7 separate regions of the Mus musculus genome follow, and regions 2, 3, 4, 5, 6 and 7 are each linked to region 1. The links are chromatin loops, found by intact Hi-C in ENCODE. Cell type or tissue: heart. All regions are shown on one strand. Region 1 holds the start of Eps8 (epidermal growth factor receptor pathway substrate 8). Region 2 overlaps Eps8 (epidermal growth factor receptor pathway substrate 8). Region 3 overlaps Eps8 (epidermal growth factor receptor pathway substrate 8). Region 4 overlaps Ptpro (protein tyrosine phosphatase, receptor type, O). Region 5 has its middle 11 kb from the start of Strap. Region 6 overlaps Ptpro (protein tyrosine phosphatase, receptor type, O). Region 7 overlaps Eps8 (epidermal growth factor receptor pathway substrate 8).

Evidence for each region. Peaks named below come from ENCODE experiments on the same cell type or tissue, not always from the same donor. Only the 100,000 strongest peaks of a DNase experiment are listed, where the experiment ranks them.
Region 2: it touches region 1 in a loop (2.3-fold over the local background); 4 of 42 quality-filtered maps call a loop at or near these places.
Region 3: a loop joins it to region 1, with 2.0 times the contacts of the local background. A loop is called at or near these places in 2 of 42 quality-filtered maps.
Region 4: a loop joins it to region 1, with 4 times the contacts of the local background. A loop is called at or near these places in 17 of 42 quality-filtered maps.
Region 5: a loop joins it to region 1, with 5 times the contacts of the local background. A loop is called at or near these places in 15 of 42 quality-filtered maps.
Region 6: a loop joins it to region 1, with 4 times the contacts of the local background. A loop is called at or near these places in 17 of 42 quality-filtered maps.
Region 7: it touches region 1 in a loop (3-fold over the local background); 6 of 42 quality-filtered maps call a loop at or near these places.

The regions. Positions count from the first base shown.
Region 1 is chr6:137,647,554-137,651,553 of GRCm38, forward strand. Eps8 (epidermal growth factor receptor pathway substrate 8) reads right to left here and starts at 1,732. Exons shown (of 22, transcript NM_007945.3): 1 at 1,499-1,732. In heart, a CTCF peak has its summit at 1,805 (motif pointing right); DNase peaks (open chromatin) are centred at 1,028 and 1,788; H3K4me3 peaks cover 2,309 bases; H3K27ac peaks cover 1,425 bases.
Region 2 is chr6:137,570,502-137,574,501 of GRCm38, forward strand. All of the region lies in intron 2 of Eps8 (epidermal growth factor receptor pathway substrate 8), which reads right to left. Among named protein-coding and RNA genes, the nearest start is that of Eps8, 77 kb to the right of the region's middle. In heart, no CTCF peak of the experiment used is centred here; no DNase peak of the experiment used is centred here; H3K27ac peaks cover 301 bases.
Region 3 is chr6:137,505,443-137,509,442 of GRCm38, forward strand. It overlaps Eps8 (epidermal growth factor receptor pathway substrate 8), which reads right to left. Exons shown (of 22, transcript NM_007945.3): 15 at 3,640-3,820; 16 at 1-79. Among named protein-coding and RNA genes, the nearest start is that of Eps8, 140 kb to the right of the region's middle. In heart, no CTCF peak of the experiment used is centred here; no DNase peak of the experiment used is centred here.
Region 4 is chr6:137,453,489-137,457,488 of GRCm38, forward strand. Ptpro (protein tyrosine phosphatase, receptor type, O) reads left to right here. Exons shown (of 27, transcript NM_011216.3): 25 at 1,097-1,232. Among named protein-coding and RNA genes, the nearest start is that of Gm52924, 180 kb to the left of the region's middle. In heart, a CTCF peak has its summit at 2,335 (motif pointing right); DNase peaks (open chromatin) are centred at 2,383 and 3,883; H3K4me3 peaks cover 531 bases; H3K27ac peaks cover 1,522 bases.
Region 5 is chr6:137,722,543-137,726,542 of GRCm38, forward strand. No RefSeq gene overlaps it. Among named protein-coding and RNA genes, the nearest start is that of Strap, 11 kb to the right of the region's middle. In heart, a CTCF peak has its summit at 1,562 (motif pointing left); no DNase peak of the experiment used is centred here.
Region 6 is chr6:137,463,178-137,467,177 of GRCm38, forward strand. Ptpro (protein tyrosine phosphatase, receptor type, O) reads left to right here. Exons shown (of 27, transcript NM_011216.3): 27 at 1-1,457. Among named protein-coding and RNA genes, the nearest start is that of Eps8, 180 kb to the right of the region's middle. In heart, a CTCF peak has its summit at 1,780; a DNase peak (open chromatin) is centred at 2,304; H3K27ac peaks cover 2,041 bases.
Region 7 is chr6:137,557,376-137,561,375 of GRCm38, forward strand. All of the region lies in intron 2 of Eps8 (epidermal growth factor receptor pathway substrate 8), which reads right to left. Among named protein-coding and RNA genes, the nearest start is that of Eps8, 90 kb to the right of the region's middle. In heart, no CTCF peak of the experiment used is centred here; DNase peaks (open chromatin) are centred at 506, 1,686 and 3,066; H3K27ac peaks cover 1,090 bases.

The DNA.
Region 1 (4,000 bases):
TCTCTCTCTCTCTCTCTCTCTCTCTCTCTCTCTTTTCCTGCTATGAAGGAAGTGAATGACTTGCGGAATTTTACAAAGTCTTAGTCTCCTATGGTGCGGGAAGGGCTTTCTACACACACAAGCTTACTAGCTTGTGGCTCACTGTACCCAGCCGGCTATGTGATGAGTCTACAGAGAAGCTTAACTTTCAGGTGGTGCGAGCTCATCACTCACAGATTTCCCACCCCAGCAAACTAAGAACTACAGCAGCGTGCCCCAAACCCTCCAATCCCCAATTTAAAAACAAAACAAGAAGGAAATCTTTACTAGGTGAGGCGAGATGTCATTGGCTTTCATTTCAATAGACTCACTGTCCCAAGATCTACAATTCTACACAATGAGCGCAGCCGTTCCAAAACCCAGGGAGCCTTAGAATGGCATCCTTTCAAGAGCGAGAAATTAGAAACAGCCCGCAACACAGACACTTTGACGATTTTTTTTAAACATAAAAAAAGTCTTCCAGGAATCGTAATTCCACCTCCTCCCCAAAGTGGCAAAACCAAATAAAACTTCAAAGTACCCACACGTGTCTGAACCAAGTTGGATCTGAACTATCTTATTCGCTTTTTCGTCTCTTTCTCTTACTGTCTGAGGCAAGAAGGGAAACCTTTAGAAGAAAAGCAGCCATGCATTCGCTGAAACACTGGCTCAGGAAGACCTCCTCTTCTAATGCCTCGCTGCTCCAAATGTCTATGGATTTTAAGCCCAAACCCTAGGGCGTCCTGCCCCGGCGAGATGCCAACAGCACTTGGGGGCTACAGGAGGAGGATTTGAACAACATGGCTCAGAGAACCGGGCAAAGATTTTTGCATGTGTATTGTAGTCATTGAAAGGAAGGAAGGGATGAGACCCCGGGGCGCCTTCACTGTCTCTCTCGGTGGGTGTGGAGCCCTCCGAAGCACTACTGACAGCCATAGAGAGGCCATCTTCCTAAAAGTAAAATGGTGTTGGAAAGTGATCCAGAATTCACAACTATTCAAACACAGCGAGCTACCTCAACTGGAGGGTGTATACCAGGGCGGGTCCACATCTCAAACAGGTTTCCTAAGGGGTCCCCACTTGAGCTGGGTGAGAGGCGCTCCGAAAGCCCTGCATCTAAGACGTTAGGGCGGGGTGGGAGTCCAGGTGTGCGGAACTCAGGTACGCCCGCGCAGCCCAGGGGAGCGCGGGGTCTCTCGGGGGACCTCGGCGACCACCCGGGCGGAGGAGGCCGCGGGGGGATCGGGTCTCCTGGCTTCGGGGTGCGCGGAGCGGGCGCGGGGACGCGCTAGGGCGGCAGCGCCGCGCACACCTGGCCGCCGACACACCAGTTGCAAAGGGTCCAAGTGAACCGCAGCGGCCGCTGAGCCTGGCACCACTCCGGTGACGGCTCACAAAGACCCTTATGGGAAAGCGAGAGGGAGCCCATGCCGCGGGAATCCCACCCGGGGAGCCGCACTGATGTTCGGGGGGCTCTTACCTAGGATCCGCCCTCCGAGCAGCCGCGCTCCTCAGGGAGTGCCACGACCTCCCTAGACGCGAGGGAGGTGACGGAGGGAGAAAGATCCCGGAGCTGGAGCGCCCGCCGCGCCCCGCTGCAGACACGCCGCTGGGGCTTGCCCCGCGCCCTGCGCCCTGCGCCCTGCGCCCAGCGCCCCGGGAGCCCGCTTCGCCCGCCGCCCGGGCCGTGTGTGCGCGCCGCTCGCTCCCGGACACAGCCAGCGCGCGCCGCGCATGCCCAGCAGCGAGCCGGGAACGCGCGTTGCCCCGCGCGGCCGGGAGAGGGCTCCGTTTGCAAGATCTTGAGGACAGTTGAGTCTCTAGTAGACCCTAGGGCTCTGGATAGAATCTCAAGGGCTTCATCCCACAAGGCGAGCACGGCACCCCGCAGGGGAGACCCGGGATCCCAGCCTCAGAGTGGTGTCTACAATTCCTCAAGTGAAATGACCTAGGTCTGCAGAGCACAGCCGGGGGGGGGGGGGGGGGGGATGCCGCAGGCGGAAAGAGCGCTCAGGTGACCGCGGCCAGATCCTGCCACACAACTGATGACTAGTGTTAATCTGGGAGTTACTGCCCTACTCAACTACCAAGAAGAGGTATTCCCCAGCCTCTGACCTGTGACCTGTGTCCATTGGTCTGCTCCTGTACCATCTCTCTTCAACCAAAGCAGTATGCAAGTGGTACCCAAGGGCTTCACTGGTTTAGAGAGACTACAATACTCCAGTCCCTGGATATAGCCAGCAAGCCCAGACCTGTCTCACCAGGCGTCCTGGATCCCATTTTTCATAGGAGCTCCTGCCAAGAGTCTGGTGTAGTTTCAAGTATGGGAGACTCTTTAGTCCAGTAATAACTACTCACCACTGCTCAGTGCTCCTTGGCTCGATCACTGAAGCCACAAAATAAGGATCTGCCAGTCTTCTCTTCTGAACCTGGCATTTTCTTACCTTCTACAATACCTCCGTTGTCACAGCTACGCCCCCAGACACCCTGGCCCTTCTAACTTCCAAGGCAATTGACTTCCAAAGAAGCCAAGGCAGACTATTAAACAAAACTTGGCTTAAATAGCTGGGCCTACCTGCTTTGCGAGGCAAGCAAAAGCTCATTCAAGAGACCGTGAATTAGCAGGCCAAGATGGAGACTAAAAGGGGGCAGTGATGGGTTTTATGATTAAGTTCGGTCTACTGCCTTCATCCAGAATCTTCCTCCATCCAACATTCCCAACAGACTGACATCCACTTGAGCATGTCCAGTGTTCGAAATAGCTGGTTTTGATAGATGGTATAGAAAACTAGGATTGTTAATTGACAATCTCTGCCAGGAGCTACAAATTTTACTTTACACCATCTCTAACCCTTAAAATGAATCACCGCTTTAGAAAATTGGGAAAATGTTATTCAGAATTTTCTTTTTGCCAAAGCCAATAGTGACATTAGGATTGAAATCCAGGTCTGCCTACTCCACAGCTTACATACATAGATTTATATACTCAGATCAACTCTCCTTCAACTGTAGACTGGGAAAGATGGACCCTGAGGACTGACATGAAATTAATCTTGCTCCTTACAGATATTGTAAGACTTGAAATAGTAGAAGCAGGTTAACAAATAACCAACATAGTAGAAGCAGGTTAACAAATAACCAACAGAACCTTCTGCTAGTTATTTTGAGACATGCCCTCAAAATGTTTTTCCTTTGACTGGTCCTCAAATGGCAGAGAAATCTGTCAAAACCATTCTTTTCTGACTCAAATGAGCTTTAGGGTTTTTTTTTTTTCTCTGAAATTACACACACACACAGAGACGCTCGGCAAGAAACTAAAATCATCACTGACCCTTTGACCCAAGAAACCCTCCCAGCAAGACATCCCAAACCCATATCTGGTTTTCTTTTGGCAAGTGGACTGCCTAGAGTCAAACAGAAGAGGCCTGGATAAAGTGAACTTCACATGAACTGTATGTTCGACCTTAATACTCTCTGTAATTCTATATTGTTCAACCTTAATTTTCCCTTTAAATTTTATCTTTGTATTAGGGTATAATTTCATAGAAATATTAGCTGTCAACATAACCTTAAACTATAAGTTTGATGTATAGGTCTTATTTGTTTCATTTGAGTAATTTGGATTATAATCTGCTAAGACTCAATGTCAAATTTTCCTGTTTAAATTTTTTAAACAGATTTCTATTTCTTCTCTCTCTCTCTCTCTCTCTCTCTCTCTCTCTCTCTCTCTCTCTCTCTCTCTCTCGTGCGTGCATGAATGTGAGTGTGTAGATGTGCCATGGCATGCCTATAAAGATTAGAAGAAAAATTTTCAGACTCAATTCTTAATTCTCTCCTTACACCATGTGGGTCCCAGGAACTAAACTCAGGATATTGGTAGTAAGTTCTGTCACCTGCTGAGCCATCATAACAGCTTGGTTTAGCTCTTTAGAGTGCTATCATATATGTTTTTATTGACTGAAGACCTCACTTATTGTTAGGC
Region 2 (4,000 bases), 77 kb before region 1:
CACTAAAGCATCCCAAGATCTTACCAGGTTTAGAAGCCACTAGGAATGCCAAGAAGGGAATTTAAAAAAAACAAGTGAAAGTTCCTACTTGCCCTAAAAATACTACTGCCTTTCAAGGTCTACACACATCTTCTGTCATAATTAACGCCTTTGAGCAAAGCCCCCATTAGCAAGGAAAATATTCACAAGCTCCAACTTACCTTCCTGCACTGCTGAGGTAAAACTCGTCCAAGCAACTGTCAAGGCAAGACTGAGAGAGCATCGCTCCCTGCTCACGGATGTGTCCAGTGACCTTTGGTTCATACACCGAGAGGGTGGGACTGCTTCAGTTTCGGTGTTCCGCTATACTCATCAAAGTCTCTCCTTTGGACTCTCCCAGGCCTCAGCTAAGACTTCCTCCTCTTTTAAACAAGGAAGTCACCACCGCTGAGGAGGTAAAGCCCTTCCCCGAGGTGGGGAGACTAACAGAGCAGCAAATAACAATGGGAAGCATTGATGGAGAACTCGGTCTGGGTGCTAGGTTAATGCTAGCTGTGGTTACTATGGACACTTTTATGCTGAAGAGGCAGAGTCTAAGGAACAGGGTGTCAATGAGTAACCAAGGGGGAGGTGTAGCAATATGGAGGTTAGATGAGCTAAGGAAGAAGGCTTTGCACCAGAAACACGGAAAAATAAATGCAAGTGTAGTAAAAATAAATGCAAGGCAGCTGGAGATTTCAATAATGGCTAAGAGTACTTCCTTCTCTTGCAGAGGACCCAGATTCAGTTCTCAGCAGCCAAACCTGAGGCTCACAGCCACCTTCTAACTCCAGCTCCAGGGGACCTGACGCCCTCTTATGGGATCCTTCGGCACGACAGTCACATGCATGAACCCATGCTCACAAACACGTCACTAAAATTTTCTTTAAAGTGAGCATGAGGCTTCTCTTATGATGAAGAAAGTCAACTGGGGCCAAGTCAGAGCCAGATCGAGTGGCCAAAGCAGTGCACACAGAACAAAAAGGGTCAGAGGTGGCTGTGTGGAGCCACCCGGGGGGCCACTTAAGGACTCAGGTGAGAGACGACATGTAGGAACATGTAAGATTCAAATCTATAGTCCAACCGGTATCACGTCTCCTGGAGCAGACTGGATCAGAAGGGAGTGCTTTCTCAGGGGACTAAGATGATACAGGAGGCCTGGCCTTGCTTTCCTTCCCAACAGGACACAGCCTGCTGCACTGCACATAATGGCCCTGGTGCCCCACAGGGTGGGGAGGTGCCTCAGTCAGTAAAGTCCTTGCTGAGCAAGCATGGGGACTTTCGTTAGGCCCCCAAAATCAGCATTTTAAAATCCAGGCAGGAGCTGGATAGACGGCTCAGTAACTAGGAGCACTGACCACTTCTATAGAGGACCCAATTTTGGTTCCCAGCAACAAGACGCTTATTTCGGTTCATAATAACCTATAACTGCAGTTCTAGGTGATCCAATGCCCTCTTCTAGCCTCTGAGGGCACCAGGCATGCTTGTGGTGCACAGACATGTGTGAGTGCAGGGGAACCGCTCATACGCTTCTAAATAAACACATAAATAAAGAAACCTTTTTTGTTTGTTTGTTTGTCTTGAAAGCCAGGTATGAGAATATGTACCTGTAACTCCAGCATGAGGCAACTGAACAGGTGCATCCTTGGGGGTCCAGGGGTCACCCTAGCCAAATCAGCTCCATCCAGACCTGTGAGAGACTCTGCCTCGGAAAATTCAGTGACTCTCAACCAAGGAGCGTCATCCTGGGTTACGTTACCTATGGCTTCCACACATGGAGATGCACACAGATGTCCTCACACAAACACACATATGCACAGAAAATAAAAATATAAAAGATAATAAGTAAATACATCAATAGGTTTGTATGGCATATGAGATACAAAGTTGGTGCTAAGACAATCTATTGGACAAGAGCCATTTTGAGGTGCTGTATTCACAGTCAAACTGTGGTGAGAAGACAGAAGAAGAAGGTCCTTCTCTGTTTTGGTAATGTTTTACTGGTGCTTAAATCTGAGAATATTGGGAGAGAAGGCAGAGAACCTGGTACAAGCATTTTAAAGTGGAAACCGTATGTGTATGAGATGAAAAAAAAATACTAGTAAGTTAAAACTCCCCATGGTAAGAAATGGAGAAAATGAGTCCCAGGTCTGTCCCCAAAAGGCAAAGGTGAAACAATTTCAAAGTTACACACCATAAATAAACATGCAATCATAGATAGAAAAGCCAAAGAGACACATAGTCAAACAGCAGTCACTAGATATATACTTAAAACTTGTAAAACTCAGTGAGACAATGATATGCCATGCTTCAGCACTGACAGGAATGCTCAGCAAACTAGTTAACATTCACCGGATTTTTAAAAAGAATTTTTATTTCTTCCGTTTATTTTTATTCTACATGGACTGGTGTTTTGCCTGCATATATGTCTGTGTGGGGTGTTAGATCCCCTGGAACTAAACTAACAGGCAGCCATGAGCTGCCAATTAGGTGTTGGATCCTCTGGAAGAGCAGCCAGTGCTCTTAACGTGTGAGCCATCAGGCTGGCCCTCACCTGATGTTTTTTGGTTTTTAATATGAAGGTTCAACAAAAGAATAAATTACTCAGGGCATCAAGTGAGGAATGGGTTGCCATCCCGAAGTCACAACTCTGACCCATAATTGTTCCCGTCTGAAAGAACTGCAGGGATGGAAATGGAGAGGAGCCTGAGGGAAAGAAGGTCCAGCCACAGGCCCAAAGTGAGATTCAGCTCAAGGGGAGGCCCCAAGGCCTGACACTATTACTGAGGCTGTGGAGCGCTCACAAAAAGGGACCTATCATGACTGCCCCCCCAAAAGACCCAACAAGCAGCTGAAAGAGTCAGATGCAGATAGTTGTACCCAATCAATGGACAGAAGCTGCTGACACCTGTGGCTGAATTAGGGAAAAGCTCGAAGAGGCTGAGGAGAAGGGCAACCCTAACTCCCCTCACCCCGCCCCCGAGATCTCTCAAACACTGGTCCAGCAACTAGGCAGCATACACCAGCTGATATGGGCCCCCCAACGCACACACAGCAGAGGGCTGCTGGGTCTGGACTCGGTCAGAGATGATGCACACAATCCTCAAGAGACTGGGGGCCCCAGAGAGTTTAGAGATCTGGTGGGGTGTGAGGTAGGGGGTGGGGACATCCTCTTGGAGATGGGGGTAGGGGTGTGGGGAGGAGGTATGGGATGTGGAACTGTTGGAGGGTGGACGGGGCAGGGGGGTAAAATCTGGAGTTTAAAATAAAAATTAAAAAAAGAAAGAAAGAAATTACTAAAGATAGGGAAGAAGAAGAAGAACAATATAAAAAATAGAAAATAGGCATGTGTAAAGAAAACTAAAAGAATAAGGCTTATTTGCAGAGTAGGATTTGTTTGCATAAAGAACAGAACATTTTGCTGCACGGAGCACCCAGTTTTATCTGGCTTATGTGATACAAAATTGCCATCTCTACAGACAGAACTTTGAAAGCAGCAATCAAAGCCACCGTTGAGCTGGCTGGATGGCCTGCCCCACGCCACACTTTTCCTCCCACCAGCTCCCGGCTCCTATCCACTCTGCTTGGTCGCCTCATTCTTAGAAGCTGAGGCTCAGCCCAAGGCCAGATTTTTTTTTCCTACTGTTCTTGCAAAAAGAAAAAGGAGGAGGAGAAGCAGACGAGCCTCTAAGGTTCTCATTCAGGATAGAATTCATTCCCCCAGAAGCCGTGTGCTGCCTGCACACAGCCTGCAGCTAACAACCTTGCTTGAAGCAGCCCCCCCCCCCCCAGCATCATGCCCTCTTTCCCTTCCCAGGGACAGCTCGTCCGCCATCAAGACAGGTTGTCATGTGGAATATGAAGACATGGTCCCTTCAACTGAATGAAGACAATGACAGAGAGCCAGCCCGGCTCTGTAGATCCACACTGGGTTGGATGTGGCCGTCACTCCATGGTAGTTCAATTGCCCCCCCTGCTCTGT
Region 3 (4,000 bases), 140 kb before region 1:
CTGCATGTGGTCCTCTGTGGTACATGCTGCTACTGTACGCATATCCGTCGGCTGGAGGATAGTCGGACACATTGGAATGCTAGAAGACAGAAGTACATGGACTGTCACCAAGTGGCTGCTGGCATGAGTCCCCTGTCAGTCAACCAGAACCCTGCCCTAAACTGTCACAGGATTGCTCATTGAGCTATTATGCTGACACAGGGTGGTTTGGTTTTGTTGTTAGCATTCAGGGTAATCTTAATTCTGAAAATCCTAGATATAAAACCAGGAAGTTCTTTCCCGAAGAATTTCAACAATAAATGTTTTTGATCTTAGACAGACTATGAACACTGAACAGTGGAATTAGAGGATGACCTTTAACCTTTGCTCCCTGTTTAAGGAACACATTTATCACTCCTATGAAGCTAGTACCATCACATGAAAACTCTTTGTTTTGTATTATAAGAAAATCATATCACTCTACTTTTTTTTTTCATTTTAAAAAGTACCCCAAGCACCATTTTTAAATTGTTACAAATGGCTGTACTGTTATCTCTATAACAGGAAACAGATATACGCAAAAAACTTTGACCTTGTTAGTCAAGAGTCCTGGAGAAGATAATTCTGTAACCAGTTTTTCCGCTGTGGTTGACACTATTATGATCTATTGGCTGCTCCCAAGGGAAACTTGAAGTTGGTGACCTTTGAGCATGGGGGTTTTAAAGGAATGGGGGCCACATGCTCAGATGGAAAACAACCAAAACAGCTTTCACATTGTTTCTGTATGTTTAAAAAAAAATGTGGGAGAGTGCGATGGATGCTGAGGCAGGAGAATTTCCTGCAGTTTCTACTATCTCTGGTTTCACTGGGACAACCTATCTGAACCTGGGAAGATTTGGGAAGCATCGAAGATGAATAGTACAGTGGCGAGTTCTAACGGAAGGGCTGGTAGGAATGAGGCTGACTTCATCCACAGACAACGTCTCCAGTGGGCCAGTGTGGATATCAAAATCCACAGTTAGACACCCACCTGGAATATACGTGGGGGGACAGATCCTCACAAATACCTAGGGTCCATCAGCTACACTAACCTTCCCCAGGGACTCAGTAGAGATGCTGAATCAAATTAGGGAATTAATTAATATATATGTATGTATGTGTGTATATATATCAATCAATCAAAGTCTTGAGCAACTGGGAGCAGAAACTGCAAGAGTCATCCCCACCTTTTGCCTGTTTCTTGGTCAGAACAGCTCCTGGCCAGGATGAAGTCACAGGTCCTGAGAATGACTGGACATGCCAAGGGCAAGGAGATAAGGAAGGAGGGTGACTAAGTGGTGACCGCACAGCCCGCTGCGGGGTCAGAGGAGGCAGGGAGGTTGATGGTGTCATCCACACCCATCATCACCTACACCTTTCGATTACAAACAAAGGCACCAGATCCTAAATTTGCTCAAGACGTGCTGCAAGTACGTTTATTCCAGTAGCAATCAAATATAATCAAGTCTCTCTCCCTGCTATGTTCACACTTCTCGTGCACTTGAAGTCACCATCGGCTATGCTGTTCATGGAAGATCTCAACCTGGCACGCAAGGCAGCCTTCTTCCCATTCCTGTAAGCCTCTGAATGGGCACTTAAATCATAAAATGGGAAACTTTTTACAGCAGGAAAGTGACAGCTCGTGACAAGGGAGGCCCCTCAGTAATTCTTTTAAAACTACGTCTTCAGAGTAGACATACGTAGGTACTGACAGCCCAGAACACACATCCCACACCCTCTTTAAACAGTACTGTGAAAGAACTCACAAAAGTGTGAATTTCCAAGGTGAACATTCCTAAGTGGCACATTTTCCAGCATAAGGTAAGAATACCACAGGACGGACAGTTTCATGACTTGAAAACAGCTGTAAGTAACTATGGCAACACCAAATGAACAGCCATTTTCTGTGTGCACGCATCCGTTCCTTCCCTAAACAGCGTGGCTGCTTTCTAAATGGGAGGAAAATTCACAGTCACGAGGTCTAAACTACCAAACGAAGACAGGGACATATGCGACCCAGCCAGCAGGAGGTCACCATCATCAGACATTTAGAGGAAAGGCCAGGTGTGAAGTCTAGTCTTCCTTTTTAGGCAGCCAGAGGGAAAATAGTCACATTCACAGAAAGAGAACTTCAAACAAGCATGCTCCTTAGTTTTAGTTATAAAGGTTCCGGATTGTAGCAGACTGCCTTTTAGAGAAAAACCGGTGTTTGTGAGGGCCGTGTCTATGGGTGTATGAGTATGTGTATGTCGTAAGTGCACACATATGTGTGTTGAGGTTGATGTCAAGGCCTTCCTTTATGGCTCCTACCATTTTTTTTTCTAGTTTTTGTTTGTTTGTTTGTTTCCCTTCAGACTTGCCCTCTGAACCAGAACCTTACTGTCTAGCTCCAGGCATCCTCCTGCCTCTGCCTCTCCAGCTCCAGGATTCCAGGTGCACACTACCAGGCCTGATTTTATCATGATGGTTGGGTGATTAGAGCTGGGTGACAGGTCCTCCTGCTTTTACACACAGGCTCTGTACGTGCTGAGCCATCTCTCGAGCCCACAGAGTCCAGTACCTTTTCTACATAGCACATCACCCGTCCAAGGGAACAATTTTAAGCAATTTAACTTATGTGTTTGTTCTCCTTAAAAGTGGTCACTGTGCTGTGGTTTGCTAATGCCTTTCCTCCTATTGTGTCTGCCACATTACAAACCCACTCATCAGAGACTTTTAAAAAGGAGAATGAATGACCTGGACTTCAGAAGAACCAAGCTGCCATTCCTTGCTGCCTTTTATGCCAGTCTTTACCCACATGGTTACGAGTCCTGAACATCCATTCCATTTGCAATTGGTTCAGTTTTGAACACTGTTCAATTCTCCTCTTCAAAAGGGTTCAAACACTCACACACAAACAAAAAGTCATTTTAATGCACATGATAGTGTACCCAATTTCATTCCTCTCATTTGGTCTAAAGACAGGGTTATACTCTAAAGCTTAATCAATAACTGAAAGATAAAGTCCACAGTATGACCTTGTGCAGGCACAACACGGTTGTGGTCATTTGTTGTCAGAAGACTAAAGTCCACACAAAGATGGCTCCTCTACACATTTCAGAAGATTAGAACGGAAGAAGGAAGCAGGAGAGACTGGAAGTAGTAGCTACAGCGTCAGGGGAAGAGAGGAAGGTGGCAGAGAGGGAGAGAGCAGTGGAATTAAGGGAGGGAAGAATGGTGGAAGGAAGGGTAGGGAGAGAAGACAGGAAGAGGAGGGAGGAGGGAGGGATCGCGGCACCACGAAAACGTTGCTCAGAATCAGCAGGATCCAGGTTTGGGGAACTGTCTTGAGAGTCTAAAGATCTGAAGGCAACACAGTAGACAGTGCTGTGGGCAAGCTCCTGACAGAGAAAAGGGACAGGGAGGCCTGAGGACCAGAACATGGCAGAGAGAGACTCAGCTGGGGAAGGGGAGGAGAGGCATCCCACCAATGGTCACAAACACAAGGAAGAACTGGCAGATAACTCGGGATAGCGGGAGGTGGGGACATCTAGTTCCTGGTTCTAGAACGTTCTTCAGGGAGTGCTGACCCCCCACTGGCTATTACAGCATCCACTGAGAGCAGACGTGGTGGATCCTTACCTCTGTGGACAGCCTCTTGCTGTCCTGTTTGCGCTGGTGTTCTGCGTTGGCCACGGACTCGGCCAGTTGATACATGTCTTGCTCTGTGGGCGCGCCCATGAAGTTCAGCATCGGGGGCTCCCAGCCGTTGCGGAACCTCGGGACGTAAGGTGGGATGAACTGTTCTTTCGGCCACTCTGCTCTGTAGGGGAACATCGAGTTTATATGTTAAATAACGTGTTCTCAGTCACGGTTCTCTTCTATACAAAACAACTCTATTTCTCAGGAGAGGAGAGGAAACCCATTTATGACAGTGGTCCAAACAAATAAACTGGAAGAGCAATTCTACCCGGCAGTATGACGGCAGCTTCCAAGTTTCTCT
Region 4 (4,000 bases), 190 kb before region 1:
TCTCAAAACAGCCCTCTGAAAATAAAGCTGCTTGCACCTGTGGGGTCAAGCTCACACAGTCCTTTCTCAGCTGGCAGCAGGGGCCCTGCGGGATGTGACTTTACAAGGGCCCACTTGGTGGCAGACCATTTTATCTGAGAAGCCCCAGGAGAGAAGAGTTATCTAATAGAAAAAGCAAATTGGGTTCTGAACTCAAAGGCTTTTAGTTTGGGATTTTTTTTTTCTTCTTCTTCTTCTTCTTCTAGCAAATTCCACATCTAAATTGGCTCAACTGTCTCTTTATCCAAAATGTCAGTGTAATTTAAAGTTCGAAGCCCTTTGGCTCTGCGGATGATTGGCAGAAGGGCAGAACTGACTTTAACACGGAGAACAGGAAACTTTAGGGAGTTGGCAATACCAGTCCATATCTGTCCACACCCTTAACTCTGGGGCTCAGGCACTGGATAAGAAGAGTTCGCCCTCAAGGTAGTCATTTAAAAGATCGCTGGGAGATTCGTGCACATTCATGGCTGGGTCAGTAGAGACACGTGGTTCTACTAGAGGAGTAGAGCCTCTCCATGGCTGTCTGAGAGGGTGAGGTGACTGTGTGCAAATAAATGTTCAAGGCTCCAGAGTTGGAGTTAGGCAGTGGGGTTGTCAACTAAACCTTGGAGCTGGGTTGAGCTGGGTTCCAGGAATGACGTGTGTGTGTGTGTGTGTGTGTCTGTCTGTCTGTCTGTCTGTCTGTCTGTCTGTCTGTCTGTCTACCCCTGAGACAGAAGGCTGTTAATATGCATCCTTGCCTAAAGGGGAGCGTGAACCATCTCCTCCTTGGGCTGCTCAGTGTACCGTCTTCACTTTCCTCCAAAAACAGAGAGCTCAGGGCAGAAATGGTGCAAAGCCTTACCTCTATAGCGAATGATGTGATGGTAAAAAATGTGGCCTCTAAGCAGCACCAGCCACCTCAGCATCCTCAGGACCCAGCTAAGTGCAAGGCACTGTGGGAGAACAGGTTCCCCCTTTCATTGCTGTCTGTCTGCTTTAGAGATCTCCAGTTGGTTTCCAGCAGTGCAGAAGCCCTGTGAGACTTACGTGTTATCTGAACCTTCTTTTGCAGTGCGGGTGTGGGACGGACAGGAACCTTCATTGCCCTGGACAGGCTCCTGCAACACATTCGAGATCATGAATTTGTGGACATCTTAGGGCTGGTATCAGAGATGCGCTCATACCGAATGTCAATGGTACAGACAGAGGTAGGAACAGCATCGACGTGTGCGCTTAAGTTTGCTCTTGATGGAAAGCATCCTATTACCCAACGTTTGGTTTTAATCGGGCTGTCTCAGTGTCTTTACACCTGTCTTTCCCAGTTTCTTGCTGTGCATATTTGAAACTACCCCATTCCAAATGAATAGGTAGCAAGCTCTCAAAAGGCCGTGGTGTAAATAGTCACACTACTTGCCTGGCTTCATCTGCCTTCTAGGAATATGGAGCACGTGGGCGTGTCTGAAATAGAATCAACCCCTTTTGAGCAGTATGGCGCTCGCTGAAGGTAGCAGTCAGCCTGGGTAAGGAAGACTGTAGGACAGATGTGGTTTGATTTCTACTTGAGATGACAGACTGGTCAGTAAGTTTGTCACTGGGCTTGTTCCTCCATGTGACTCTGTCTTCACTCACTTCTGATAATAACCCTTGGTTGTTGGATTTGTGATCTCTCTCTAGGCTTTCAGGATTGCCAGCCCCCAATCCACCTCCCCTGCCCTATTACTTAAATCACTGGTTCTCAATCTCTAGGTTGCAGCCCATCTGGGGGTTATAGATTAGATGTCAGGCACATCAGATATTTCTATTACATGTCATAACAGCAGCAAAATTACAGTTATGAAGTAGCAATGAACTAATTATTATGATTGGGGGTCACCACAACATGAGGAATGTATTACAGGGTCACAGCATTGGGAAGGTTGAGAACCAATGCCTTAAATGAACAGGCGGTGTATCCCAGAATTCCCCCAGTCTTATTAACCAGTGTCCCCTTTGCCTCCTCGTCTCCCAAGTCCTTCTTTCCCGTGAGGCTTTAGAATGTGCTCAGCCTGGAAGGACAGCTCCAGGCAGCCTTGTGCTGCCCCGCAGCAACAGCCAGAGTACACCGGTGTGACTGCCAAAACCCGAGTACACTGGCTTTTCTATAATCCAGACCACTGGGCTATTAGGTACTCCCTGGCCTCAAGGGCACAATAGAGCTTTTCCTGGAGAAGAATGTGGGGGGCGGAATCTTCTGGACTAGAACAACGCCAGGCCTGACTTCTCTCTGCTTTAACGTGTTGTTCTTCCTCCTGCAGCTTCGTTCAAGAACCACTAGATGTCAGTATAACTCAAATAGCCTGGAGGGTAATGGCAGAGTCTCTCCAACACCGACTTCTTACTCTTTGGTTTCCTACCCCCAGCTCACTCCCATCACCACAGCTGCATCTTAGCAAGGCTTGGCAGAACCATTCAAACATATTCATTGCCAAGCTGCTCCCAGGGCACGGTAGTTTGGAGGTAGTGACTCATTAGCAAACGTCTGAATGACAGTTAGGACGCATACCCAGGCAGGATGTTTTCCCATTAGGAGAAGCTTCTTTTTGCAATAGATGGCAACTCGCATGGAGACACACAACTGGTAAGACTACAGAAAATAAGAGACTACAGAGTGACCTGCCATAAACGGGAGTTATATAGCCACACCCTTTCCCCTAGAGGCTCGGGGAGCATCCCGAAAGAGGGGACAGAAAGATCACAAGAGGCAGGCGCAGCAGATCACACTAAGCCAGCACTGTTTTCTTCCCGCAGCAGAGCACTTGAGATAAGAACTTATAGCAGTAGTGACAGCATGCTCAAACCCTGAGTGAGATCAAGCTGGACAAAATCCCAGCACGGATACAGGGAGGTGGGCATTAGGGTGCTATGGACAACTGTTGACCTTTTGGGAGAAGCAGGTAGTTAGAAAAGGGATGCAAGGCTTAGGGAACTACCCACAATCCTGTAGATATTCCACATCTATGCACATACAGACAACATTAAGTATCCTCAGTGGGTCTGGAAAACAAACAAAAACAAACAAAAACAAAACAGAGCATGTGACGTCGGAAGGGGGAGGTGCTGGTGGGGATAAGGGAGAGATGTCATGGGAGGGAATGAGGGCTGGATTTCAGCCTGAAGTTTTGGTTGTTTACTTCCATAAACACATATTCTGATATGCAATAAAACTATCTCCGTTACATTTATATGTAATAGACGCTTTAAAAAACATATTCTTACATGATAACAGTTCATAACCTGTGGGTCCATTACGCCTTTGGCTGTTGAACTACCCTTTCGCAGGGTTCGCCGAAGACCATCAGAAAACACAATGTTTGCATTACAATTCATAACAGTAGCAAACTTATAGTTATGAAGTAGCAACAAAGATAATTTTACGGTTGGGAGTCATCACAACATGAGGGATTGTATTAAAGGGTCCCAGCGTGAGGAAGGCTGAGAACCTGTTTTGTGGTGTGTGTAAATCCCCACACTTCAAAGCACGTCTTGTTCTAAGCATCTTGTTTGATGAATTATGCAACTTGTCCCCTTAATCGATACCTCTTTACAATTTTGAAGATGTTGACTGTAGGCTGGTGCTACCTTTGATTTTTCACAACCACAGAATCCTTGTCCGTTTCTGAAAACTTTGTGCACAAGGCTCCTCTGGCTCCCCCGCAGCCTCGATGTTTGTCTTCAGAGTGATAATCTCAGAGAGCAGACCAGCCCCTGGGGCTTCCTGCACGGTCAGGGCTCTGCTTTGTCTCTCCCATATTTTTGGCCCCAGTTTTAATCGTCCGGCTTCCTTCTTTACAGCAACATTTCTGGCTGACTTCTCCATGAAAACAGTCTTTTGAAAGGCCACTATTCCCTCCAGGAACTTGCTGGGAAATCCAAGGGTCTCTCAGCTTCCTCCCTTTCCCAACTCCCCAGCTTTACCCTTGAGTTCCCTCGGGAGTCC
Region 5 (4,000 bases), 75 kb after region 1:
CACTGGAGACTTCGTTGATACTTAGCATTACGCTAGATGCAAAAATGGTGGAAAATGGGGATACAGATTTTATTTTATTTTTTTCAAGACAGGTTTTCTCTGTGTAGCCCCGGTTGTCCTGGAACTCAGTGTGTAGACCAGGCTGACCGACTCATCTGCCTCTGCATCCCATGAGCTGGGATTAAAGGCGTGGGCCATTATGCAATCGGCAATGCAGATTTCTAAACATCCTTGTCAGAGTTGAAGAGATGGCTCAGTTCTAAGCACACTCAGCGTTTTTCCAGAGAGCCTGAGTTCTGTACCCAGCACCCCGTGTCAGATGTCTCCCAGCAGCCGGGAACTCCAGCTCTAGGGGATATGATACCCTCTTTTGGCCTTATAGGCACCCATATTCATGCATACATTAACACAGCCACACATATGCATGATTAAAAAATTAAAAATTAAACTGTATTTCCAATTGATTATTCTGTGAAATCTTAGGACTATTCATTGGTAATATCCACGTATACATTATTTCAGACACAGCTCAGAATCACTATGACACAGATGTGTGCCATGACATTCCTCAAGTGCTTGCCTTTTCTTACTCGCGTTCGCAACCGGCCAGGAAAGACGCAACAAACCGGAATCTTCTGCGGCAAAAGCTTTATTGCTTACATCTTCAGGAGCAAGAGAGGAAGAGCGTGGCAGAGAGAGGCAGAGAGGGAGAGAGAGAGAGAGAGAGAGACGCAGAGAGACGCAGAGAGACGCAGAGAGAGCAGAGGAAAAGACGAAGAGAAAGAGACAAAGAGACGAAGAGGCAAAGAGACGAAGAGACAAAGAGAAAGAGACAAAGAGACGAAGAGGCGAAGAGATGAAGAAGAGGGAGTGCCAGAACCCCGTCCCTTTTAAGGAGAATTATCCTCCGCCTAGGACGTGTTACTCCCTGATTGGCTGCAGCCAATCGGCCCAGTTGTCATCACGAGAAAGGCAGAGCACATGGCGGGAAAACTGCCCCTGCACATGTGCAGATTATTTACTACTTAGAACACAGCTGTCAGCGCCATCTTGTAATGGCAAATGTGAGTGCGGCTCCCCACAGCCTTTCTCCCTACCGTCTTCTGATATTTGGAAGTTTGACTCCACTTGACCCGTACTTGACCCTTTAGGTTTCTGCCAATATGAAAAAGCATTCATAGAGGGGAGCAGGGACCTAAACCTTGAGTTTCTCTACTTAAATTAAGTAATCATGTTGTAGTTATCACCTGAAAGCCTAGGTCAGGAGTATAAACAAAGGAGAATTCCAGGATGAAAGGGATTTCTGCCACTTTTCTAAGTGGCATCTGTGCCAAATTGGGTAAAAGTAGTTGGTATCAATAAACAAGAAGTGTTTGTGAAAGGTCCATTTGAGGACTAATCATTCCAACGACATTTTATTGAGCATTTAAAATTTTCTAAATGTAAGCAAGACATTATAATTTGTTAGTTGAAAGATGAAAATACTTGTGTCAAACAGTCTGCAAGGTTGGCCTTAGCAATTTGTGTAATAGATGTTGAATGATCGCCATCTAGTGGCTACAGGGAAAATTCACTTTTGCTCATGTATTTCTCACCGGGCCATTAACTAATCAAAGAATCCAAGAGTCAAGTACATTTAGATGTAGTAATGCATGGTGTATTAAAAATATTTAAATAGTTTATATTTTTCCTGTTTAAAGGTGTAATGTATGTCTAAAACATAGAAAAATACGAACAAAATGTATAACCCTCTCACTTAACGACTCTCAGAGAGCATTGTAATGAATTCACTAGGCCTTTTTCATATCAATTCACATTTTCATGTAATCGACATCATAAAATATTTGACTTTAAGTAGTACTTTAAAGTTTTAATGCCACATTATATGTTTTAAAAATATAATTAAAGTACACTAAAGTTTGAATGAGCTTATTTAACCTGGGTCATAAAATGTACTTATGTGGGAGTAAATGGAATAGTCATTTATTTAGGAAATTAAAAGTAGCTAAATGCCACTGGCAAATGGGTTTAGAACTTTATAGACCAGGAGAGTGGCTGGGAGAACAATCCCCACCTGGGAGGCCAAGGCAGAAGGATTGCCGTGAGTTCCGATGCCAATCCAGAATACAGAGTGAAGTCCCGAGCCAGGGCTACAGAGTGACACTCTTTCTCGCTCTAAAGCGAACCAGGAAAGCAGAAGGAGTTACAGAGTGCCAGCCAGTGACATCACTCACACAACCATTGGGAACTGGGGTACTAGACTGGCCCAACAGTAGTCACAAGCCACAGAATGATAATGCAATAATTCCACACTAGAGTGCAGATAGAAACAATAGCTGTTGACTATCTTGACACGTCTGAACAGCCTCCAGTGAGTTTTAACCTTGCTCTTTCTGGGTGTGTTGGCATATGCCCTGAATTCTAACACTTGGGAGGCAGATGTAGGAGTGTTCTAACCCTGAGGGCAGCCTGCTCTAGACAGTGAGTTCTAGGCCAGACAGCTACTCAGGGTGGTCCTTTGCTGAGGCTATTTACCAGTTACCAGTACAAGCCAATTAAGTCAAGATCTAGGGACTGGGTTGTTTTTATGAGTTTCTCACACACTGCAGTTGTGCCTCTTGATGGGAACATCCCCAGACTACAGAGAGAGGAAACTAGAGGCAGAAATACCATCGAGAAGGATGTAGCATTTATCACATAGGAAATGGTATGAGTTAGTAAAGGTGTGTTGTAGCTACTTAATGACTAGGACTGACACAGGTTGGCAATGAATTGGATATATATATATTGGATATATATATTGGATATATGTATTGGATATATATATAAAACCGAGGATTGCTCTCTAGTGGTGCCTGGATACAGGATCACAGTATGTTCAGAGAGGCAGCTGGGCGAGCCAGGTACCCTGGAGAGCTGGATGTGTGGGAGGCAGCAGTGTGTATTAATCACTTTCCCTTTAGATCTATGTCAGTGGTGCAAAGAGGCTGTGCATAATTTTTCTTTGCCCCTTTATAAATACCTGCAATAGGTGTAATTGTACGTAAACCACCGGACTTCACCTTTCCACTGTGTTAAGGAGTGGGTAGGACTGCAAACCGTGCCCGTGTGCGTGCATGTGCATGAGCCCACTAAACATCAACCTTGAATGTTGTTCTTCAGGCGCCAGCCACCTTGGTTTTATGGAACTCATCCATTAGTCTAGGCTGACAAATCCTGGGGCACGGATTGTCTTCCCTTCCAGGTACTGGGATTCTTATCCTAACTCAGGGCACCCAGATTTTTAAGGTGGGCCCTGGCAATCAAACTCAGATCCTCTCGCTTGTAGGCAATCACATGACTGTCTGAGCCATCACCACATCCCTGCCAGTCTCATTTTTCCCTCATCTGGTTGTTCTGTTGGTCCTGCAGAAGGAAGTACAGACCGGTGAGTTGGCCTTTTGGATTTGCTTCTGACTGGCTTCCCATTTACTTGTGTTCTACCCCAAATCTCTCAGGCCACAGTTTCCTGGCCTGTTAGCAGCCAGTCCTGTCTCTTTGTATAGCAGTCAAATCCAGTTTCCATCTCCATTCCTTCCCCACAATGCCACACAACTCCCACCCCGCCCAACACATGCAGAAACAGCCCTCATAACATCCTTCACAAAGAAGGCAGTAACTGCTCCCAAGAAACTCTGGGCTACAGGATGGCTCCCAATTTTTAATGCTTTTCTCTTTGTTGGGGACAGGCACAGACTTACTATCTAACGTTAGCATTTCCTCCACTCAACTTCTCTGTGCTTGGTAGCACTAATACCCACATTACTCGGGTCTGTAATGGAATTGTCTCCTCTCAAATGCCTCCTGATCTGACCTAGGGGTCCACAGGTGAAGGCAAGGGTTCTTTCAGTACTGTTTTGGCTGAGAAGGTCTCTAAGGAGTACTGTTCCATCTCTAGAAAAAACCAAGTGGCCAAGAGGGCAAGTTAAGGGGCTGCTTTTGCCCCACAGCTAGATAATAA
Region 6 (4,000 bases), 180 kb before region 1:
ATATTCTTTGGATTTTGTATGATTAAAGTACATGATTGTGTGTTGTGACCATGAAAGTTGTTGAAATGAACATCAATGCTGTCGTGGGAACCTGTTATTTTATGCTACTTTCTAAGATCAGAGAGGAGGTGATGGTCTAGACCAGTGGTTCTCTGTTGTGGGAAATATTAAAAAAAGAAGAAGAAGGAGGAAGAGGAGGAGGAGGAGGAGACATCCTAAGACATCCTAGAGGTCAACATTCGAGTTGAAAGTGATACATTTGGCAGCTTCCATGTAGGAATGGGGTTATTGTGAGCCCACTTGTGTGTCTGATATTTGTCCCCTACCCCAAGTTTCCCTCCATTCCCATCTATCTTATTTCTTTCAGGATTTATTTTATTTGTAACTATGTATGAGATTGTGTGTGGAGCGATGTGCGAGCACGGTGTCCACCGGAGTTCAGAAGGTGGTATCAGATCCCCTGGTGCTGGCTGGAGTCATAGGTAGCTGTGAGTCATCTGACATGGGTGTCGGGTCCTCTGTAAGAATGGTACATGCTCTTAACAGCTGAGATATCTCTCCCAGTCATCTTCTTGAACCTGTATGTAAGATCAGCTTAGTATTTTGTCAGTGACCTTCATAAACGGTAAAGCACACCAACTAAATAGCTAATACCCTGCTGAATCCTATGACTGTAGAGTCCTGGACACAGCAGACCTTGGTGATGTCCAGAAAGATCAGGCCAGTAAGCCTCTTTGCCTGGCAAGGGCATGGCAGGATGTGTCTGTACCCTGCAGGCTGACAGCTGGGACGCCATGAGGAATGCCAGGCTTTCTCACCTAGTTAGGTCTCCTGCCCAACTCCTTCCTGCTGCCTTCTCCTCCTCCTCCTCCCACTCTGTCAGACCCCCTCCTGGACATTTTAATCCCGCACCATGCCGGTCTCCGAAATGAACAGGATTCTTAAAAAGGTCACAAGCATATGTGTGACATTCTTAGAACCTCACACATAGGCAGGTCAGGGGTGGGTTTGTGTGACCATGGAAATGCTGGTGGGAAGTTGGAGATCTTCCACCGCCCCAAGATGCTTATATAAATTCCGTAGCTGGGGCTGGAACATCTATCTCATGAAGACAAGTACTCTATAGATCCTCGTGTTCTTCTTGAGCACCCACCCCTTCACAGGAGGGATCTGCTCGGCCCGGCCCAGCTGTCCTACAGGAAGACAAGAGGAGACCAGGGCTGCAGGCAGACCAAGCGTCAAGCCTACAGGGAGGTCACACGGAGGCAGCTTCCAGATCATCCTTTCAGTCTTCGCTATTGTCTCCCCATTCTCTGGTGACCCTTGAGTTACAGACTTTAAGATGTTCAGGTAGCAAAAGACTCAGCCTTTCCCTCCACAATGAATTTGCTGTATTTCAGTTAATTTGCTGTATTTCACTGTAAGCAGATTATCAAAAGAGAGAAATCGCCCACAAACACTTTGCTTGGTTCTCTGGGGAGCACTAAGGTCACCCCAAATGGCTGCTCCTACCCTGGATCCCACCTTTATCGCTCAAATGTGAGGTCCCCAGGAACTCTTCAGTATTTTTAGTTAAGCTTAAAAAATTTTTTTGAGCGGGGTGTTGTATTGAATCAACACACAGACTAGAGAACACTGTCCACAACAACCTGTACAGCATACAGAGACAGCTAAAGACTGTAGAATCATTTGTCTATGAGGACCTGTAAGACGGGACTTCAGAGCTGAAAGAGGTAAGTTACAAAGTCAGGTCACAAACCGCCACTAGAGGCTGAGATACAAATGTCACAACACTAATCTATCGATCCATCACTGGACATTGTAAGATTATATTTTACTTGAAAAGAAAATGAGAGGTTGAGCTTATTTTCATTTTTTTTTAATTTTTGGATAGCTCTTTAATGTGGAATCTTCATTCCCCCCCCCCCCACACACACACTGGCAAAAAACAAAACCAAAACCAAAAATAAATCCTCCTAAATATTTACATGTCTTGTGAGTGAGGAAATCCACTAAGATGTTTTTTAATGTCAGATTTTATAATGCCACTCCGTTCTTAATGTTGACCTTCAGAGATCAAAACACCTTCTAGAAGAGGCTGTAGTATCCACATGAAAAGCCAGAGCTAGAAGCTTTGTGTCTAGATTTTCTACAGGCCACATGATAGCTGCTAGCTAGAGGATTGGCCTTTAGCCAAGGAGTTAAAATTACTGAGTCCGATCTCTGAGGGCAGAATTCCCCCTGCTTTCTAGCAAGGAGCCCTTCCGTTACACCCTGGGGAATGTCTGATGCAATGTGCTCCAAATAGCTGGCCCACCTCCCAGCTCCCAGATCTCCAGCCTGGTGCTTGGCACAGGGCACAGAGTCAGGAACCATGCCCAGGACCAAATATGATATGCATGTTAGCCAACTGGGTTATGGAGCATCAAATATAACATGGAGAACTGCAGACTTGTTTTCAGCAGCTTCATTTGTATGTCCAAGAAGGAAATTCCAGCCACAATATCTCTCTGACTGTTGGCCGTGTAGAGGAGGAAAAACTTAGTTTTTAGAGTCAGTGAAGGGCTTATCACGAGATGGCCTGTCAATTTTTCTCTTATGAGTCAATTCTCAGAGCTGAGCCTGCCACTCATTTTTAATCCAGTGACCCATGTCCATGTTCAATCAATAAAAGATTTTGTGACTACTTACGTTAAACACTACCTTAAGAACAATGAAGAACCAATTGCCAGATCTTAAAACTAGATTTAAAACTTTGAATTTGAATTGGGAGAACTGAGCAGACACGTGTCAATGTCCCTCCAATGTCTTCTTCTGCCTAAATCTCAGTCCTTACCTGCTAACTGGGGAGGTGCAGGGTACTATGTGTAGCTTCCTACAGATGCTTTGAATACAGGGCAGGATCCACTCAGGCAAGGATGGTTTTACACGGGTTCCTCAGGGCAAGGACAGTTTCTTTCTTGTGTGCTAAGGCCTTATGCTAAAATAATCATAGTTTATTAACTACAAAATAGCACTATGGAGCTAGAACATCCACTTTCCACCTGCTGACAGGGGGAAGCAAGTAGGTCAAGGGGCAGGACCAGCAAACTTTCAGTACACACTTGTCATTGAAGGTTCTGAGGGGGCTCTGGTCCTGCTGGAAACGGCCAAAGTGTTACAGCTCTCAGAAGGGAAGCTTGCAGGGCAGGTAGCTGGGGTCCCAGGTCTCATCTGCTACTGAGGCAGTGCCAATGCCAGCAGCAGGGGCGGTGGCAGCAGAGGGCAGCAGCAGGTGACCAGGGGCAGTGATGGCACAGGGTGAGAGTGGAAGTGGTGGCAGGGGCATGAGCTCATACTGCCAGGTGGGTCCAAAGTCCATTGATTAATCTTTTGGGAGAGAGAAATCTCCCTCAAAGTGTTACAGTCAGTAAAACAGCCACTCCCAGACAATCCCTGGTGAAATAATGTGTACACTTTATTTCATGTGAATAGGGACTTTATCAACATTGAGGAGTAGGGGAATCTGGGGGTAGATCCTTCCCATTGGCTCGGTTTCCGATTCTAGTGATGTTCTATTTGCATGGGGGGACAACTTCAAGTGTTTTTCCTGTGTGAATGATTGTTGTGGTCCTCTCGGGGGGGGGGCGCTGTGTTATGTGTTTCAGAGCAGGTAAAGTTAGGCGGGAGTGGGCCCCCACTCCTACTGTTCTCGGTTACTCATGGGGTTTGGGTTCACTCACCCTTACCAGTTCTTCTGCCTGGTGGCATGGTCCACTTGCCCCACATACACTGAATTATAAAGAGGCAAATGTAAGATTCTGACCCAGCTCTCTCCAGCCTCAAAGCCATTTTCCCACCACTTCATGCTGCTTCCCATTCACACTGGTCACTGATAATCTCGAATAGGACAGAGTTACCAGTTTCATCTCCAGGTAATGATACAGAGGACAAGCTTCCAATTTGAAGAAAAAAAATTATATATATATATATATGTGTGTGTGTGTATGTGTATGTATAT
Region 7 (4,000 bases), 90 kb before region 1:
GACCTAGCAAAAGCCACAGGCTAACCTAGTTGTTCGCTTGCTGCTCAGGAGTTTACCTGCACAGATCATCTGCCAGTAGAGAGCAGGGTAAAACATCAGGTAGGAGGTGCGCATGCATGTCCACTGATCTCTGGAGTGAGGGGAAAACATAGAAAGATGCATTCTTCTCTTGGGTCTCCACAAAGCTTGCCTATAACACAGTGTGTAGCTGCTGGAGATTCTATCTTTTGTTTTATAAAAACTTTCACTCCTAGGCAGACATGAGAATCTCACAGTACCATTCTCAAAGTCCTTAGCTGAGAACTCTTTGCTCTGCCAAGGGCCAAACCATTCCATTCCAAGATGATAAAGTGGAAATTTTTCTAGGAAATAAACCAGCATTCAGATTTTTATAAGATATGGGGGACACATTACAGGAATGGTGCTTAATCTCAGAAGCAACTGTTCAAACCTCAGAGAAGCCAGCAGCCAGCACTGTCCCTGACTGGGAGGAAATGGGGGAGGGTGTGGGGAGGACCTACAATGACTATGCGCCAGAAAGAAAAACCAACGCCTCCAGCTAACCCAAGCCCAAGTGCTTAAGATTAAAAAACTAAAAAGAAAAGAGAAGAGAAAAGAAAAGAAAAATTATCAGTCTACTAGTGTAAATGAAAAGGGTAGGCACATCATGTGATGGTTTGTTTGTGTTTGGCCCAGGGAATGGCACTGTTTCGAGGTATAGCCTTGTTGGAGTAGGTGTGTCACTGTGGGTGTGGGCTTTAAGACCTTCATTTTAGCTGTCTGGAAGTCAGTTTTCTGCTAGTAGACTTCAGATGAAAGATGTAGAACTCTCAGTTCCTCCTGCACCATGCCTGCCTGGATGCTGCCATGTCCCTGCCTCAATGATAATAGACTGAACCTCTGAACCTGTAAGTCAGTCCCAATTAAATGTTGTCCTTATCAGAGTTGCCTTGGTCATGGTGTCTGTTCACAGCAGTAAAACCCTAACTAAGACAACTACCCACAAAGCCCCACAGCTACCTGACCGGCTTTGCAGACCTTACAGGACTCAAATTACAGCAGTTTACTCTTAGAAAAGAACTGACTCTGTTCTTTCCTGCGACAGTGCTAGGAGACCAGAGCCAGGTATGTCTCTCTGAGCTCAGGAGCTGCCCAGTGTAGGTTCTGGGGATCAAACTCAGGTCTTCCTGAAGTGAAGGAACTGCTATCAACCGCTGCACCATCTCTCCACCTGCCTCCATCTCTCTCTAAAAGATTTCCCTAAGGAAGTCAATAGTAAGGACATCTGACCGATCTCCTTCATGTCTTCAATACAACCACCTCAGCCATACCTTGGGGCATACCTCATTCTTCCATTCAGTAACCATACAGCATGAAGTTAGGGTTTTTAAATCTTGCAGTGAAGAACCACTCTCCATGACCCTGCTTGAAGCAAAACTGTCACGGAGGCGAAACTAGTTTAAGGATGTAGGTTTGAATTGAGATTTTTCTTTTAAATACTCACTGGGCACACTCACTAAGACACTCCGTGTGAGCGCACACACTAACAAAGCCTTCTGTCAGCGTGGTACGAGGTCAACCCCGATGGAACATTCGATCGGAAAAGCAGAACTCTGGGTGAAAGTCAAGCCTGTTTCCAGCAAGTCCGAGACTGACTCAGAGGAAAAGTGCAGTCCGCTGACTCACTCGCCCACTTCCTGAAACACCCAGTGTTTTTCTTGGAAGGGAGTTGCACACCGGCACCATCCCCATCCAGTTCTGATTAGACAACATAGAACCTAACCCAAACGGCCAAAACCAAGTGAACTCCTCGGAGCTGGCTTTCAAAGCAGACAGCATTCCTCAAACAGGCAATGCCTGGTTCCGAGGGCGAAGACTTTCAGCCAAACACACATGGCCAAAGGATACTTAAGACAGCACACCACTGGGTGCTCACGTGCTTTCCTCTTTATAACATAATTTCTCATGGAGAAAGAAAAACCCAGATAGTCTTTACCGCCAAAATTTAAATTGCTTTTAGCTCTGAAAATTTTCCTCTTTGTTTGGGGAAGATGTATGTGTGTGTAGGGGTATGTGTGAATGTGTGTGTGTGGGAGGGGGGTATGTACATGTGTCCATACCTGTCTGCCTGTCAGTCTGTGTCTCTGTGTCTGTGTGAAGGAAAAGTAGGTTTTCATTAAGCAGTCTGAACTGACCAGCCAACGAGTTTGAGGGACCCATCCTCCCCTAGCCCCTCGGCGCTGGGATGACAAGCACACACAAGCTTGTTTTAACACGGGCTCTTGGCATCAGACTGAGATCTCTGCAAGTGCTTTGCCAGTTGAGCTATCTCCTCAGACCCCCAAGCATGTGCCTTTATTTCCTAAGCAACTGTTCTCTCTGAGTCAACTGTGCAGAGCCCATTACAGAAGCAACAAATAACAAGAGTGAGGTCCACAGGTGTGCCAACCATTGCCGTGAAATCTTTGCATGTTTCAATATGGTTGATAATCACAAATCCTCTAAAGAGGCATGTGCCACTCTCTCTATTTACAGGAAACTGAGGCACATGGCACAGAAATACCTGATCCACCATCACCCAGGCTAAACACAGTTGAAGACTTTAACACAGATAGATAAAGGCAAACCTCCAAGCCCTGAGTCTCCAAGTGTGCCCTGGTCTACGAGCCTTGCCTTTTAGGATAACTAAGACGTTAAGAGCATGTTCCCCCTACCACCACCACCACCACACACACACACACACACACACACACACACACACACACACACACACACACACACACAACCTAGATCTACCTGTCTCTTTCATACATTCGTCTGAAACTCCCCGTGTGACTTTTCTGTCAGTAGGAATTGAGTCCTTCTGCAGTATTTCATTGTTCAGCCAAATGGACATGAGCCTCCCTTGTTTGTGAGTTCTGTGTATTGGCAGTATCAAACAGATCTATTAAAAACACTAGCAGGATCCTGTCCTCCACAGGGCCCTTGGGGAAGAAAAATACACATAACATTTCCGTCTTCAAAATAACAAGCAATTATACAGGACCGTGCAGTTTGTTTCCTCTTGAGCAATCCACCCTGGAAAGAGTTCAGACATCTGAGGCCTCTAGAATTTCACTTTCAGCAAGAAGACTATCCTCTTACACACCAGTCAGCAGCCGAGAAGCCCGCTCGATCTGTAACAAGTTCTCGGGGAATTAGCTCAAGTGTTCTGTGATTATGTGTTTCTAGTTCCAAAGAAGTGAGAAAATCCGAGGAGGTGAGGCAGAATAACACGCGAACTGAAATGCGCCTGGCACTGTGACCTTCAGATTAGCGCCGAGCAGGCAGTGTAATGGGCACAAATGCATCCACTAAGGAGCCCTCACAGAGGCAGGCTAAGAGGAATGCCTTCCCAGTTGGAGGTACTAAATATGCAAATGTACACCAGGCAGCCAGCATGCCTGGTGTGATTCTAGGGTCAACAAAGTGTCACCCTGGTTCCTTAAAACATATCCATTACCCAAGCTGCACAGTGGATGCCAATGCACTTATGGAAATGAATTCGTTCTTTCAAGTTAAACAGTTGTGTTCCCCAGAAAGCACTACTAAACCATAAATGCTCCTGAGAGCAATCACATATTATGCCACAAACATGTAAGTAAGAATTATCAGATAATTCCACCAGAATAGGAGGACTCTAGGGGCTCAAAGGCCTAAGAAGCCAGTGTCCCCAGAAACAGAAGAAATATGCTTCCAACAGATGCAGTAGTGAGCTACTGAAAAAGAAAAAAAAATGCCTGTTTAATATTCTCAACTATTCTCAACTATGAGAGAAATAGCAGCTTATACATGGAATGAGTATTTTCTAGAGCGAAACATACTATGTGGCCCCCAAACCCACCTCATTTAGGGGAAATGTATGGCCTATAACACGTGCCCTGCGTGAAGGCATACAGAGCAAACACGATTCACTCACTGCCTGTAGGAACATTTGGGCTAGCAAGACATACATGCAAAT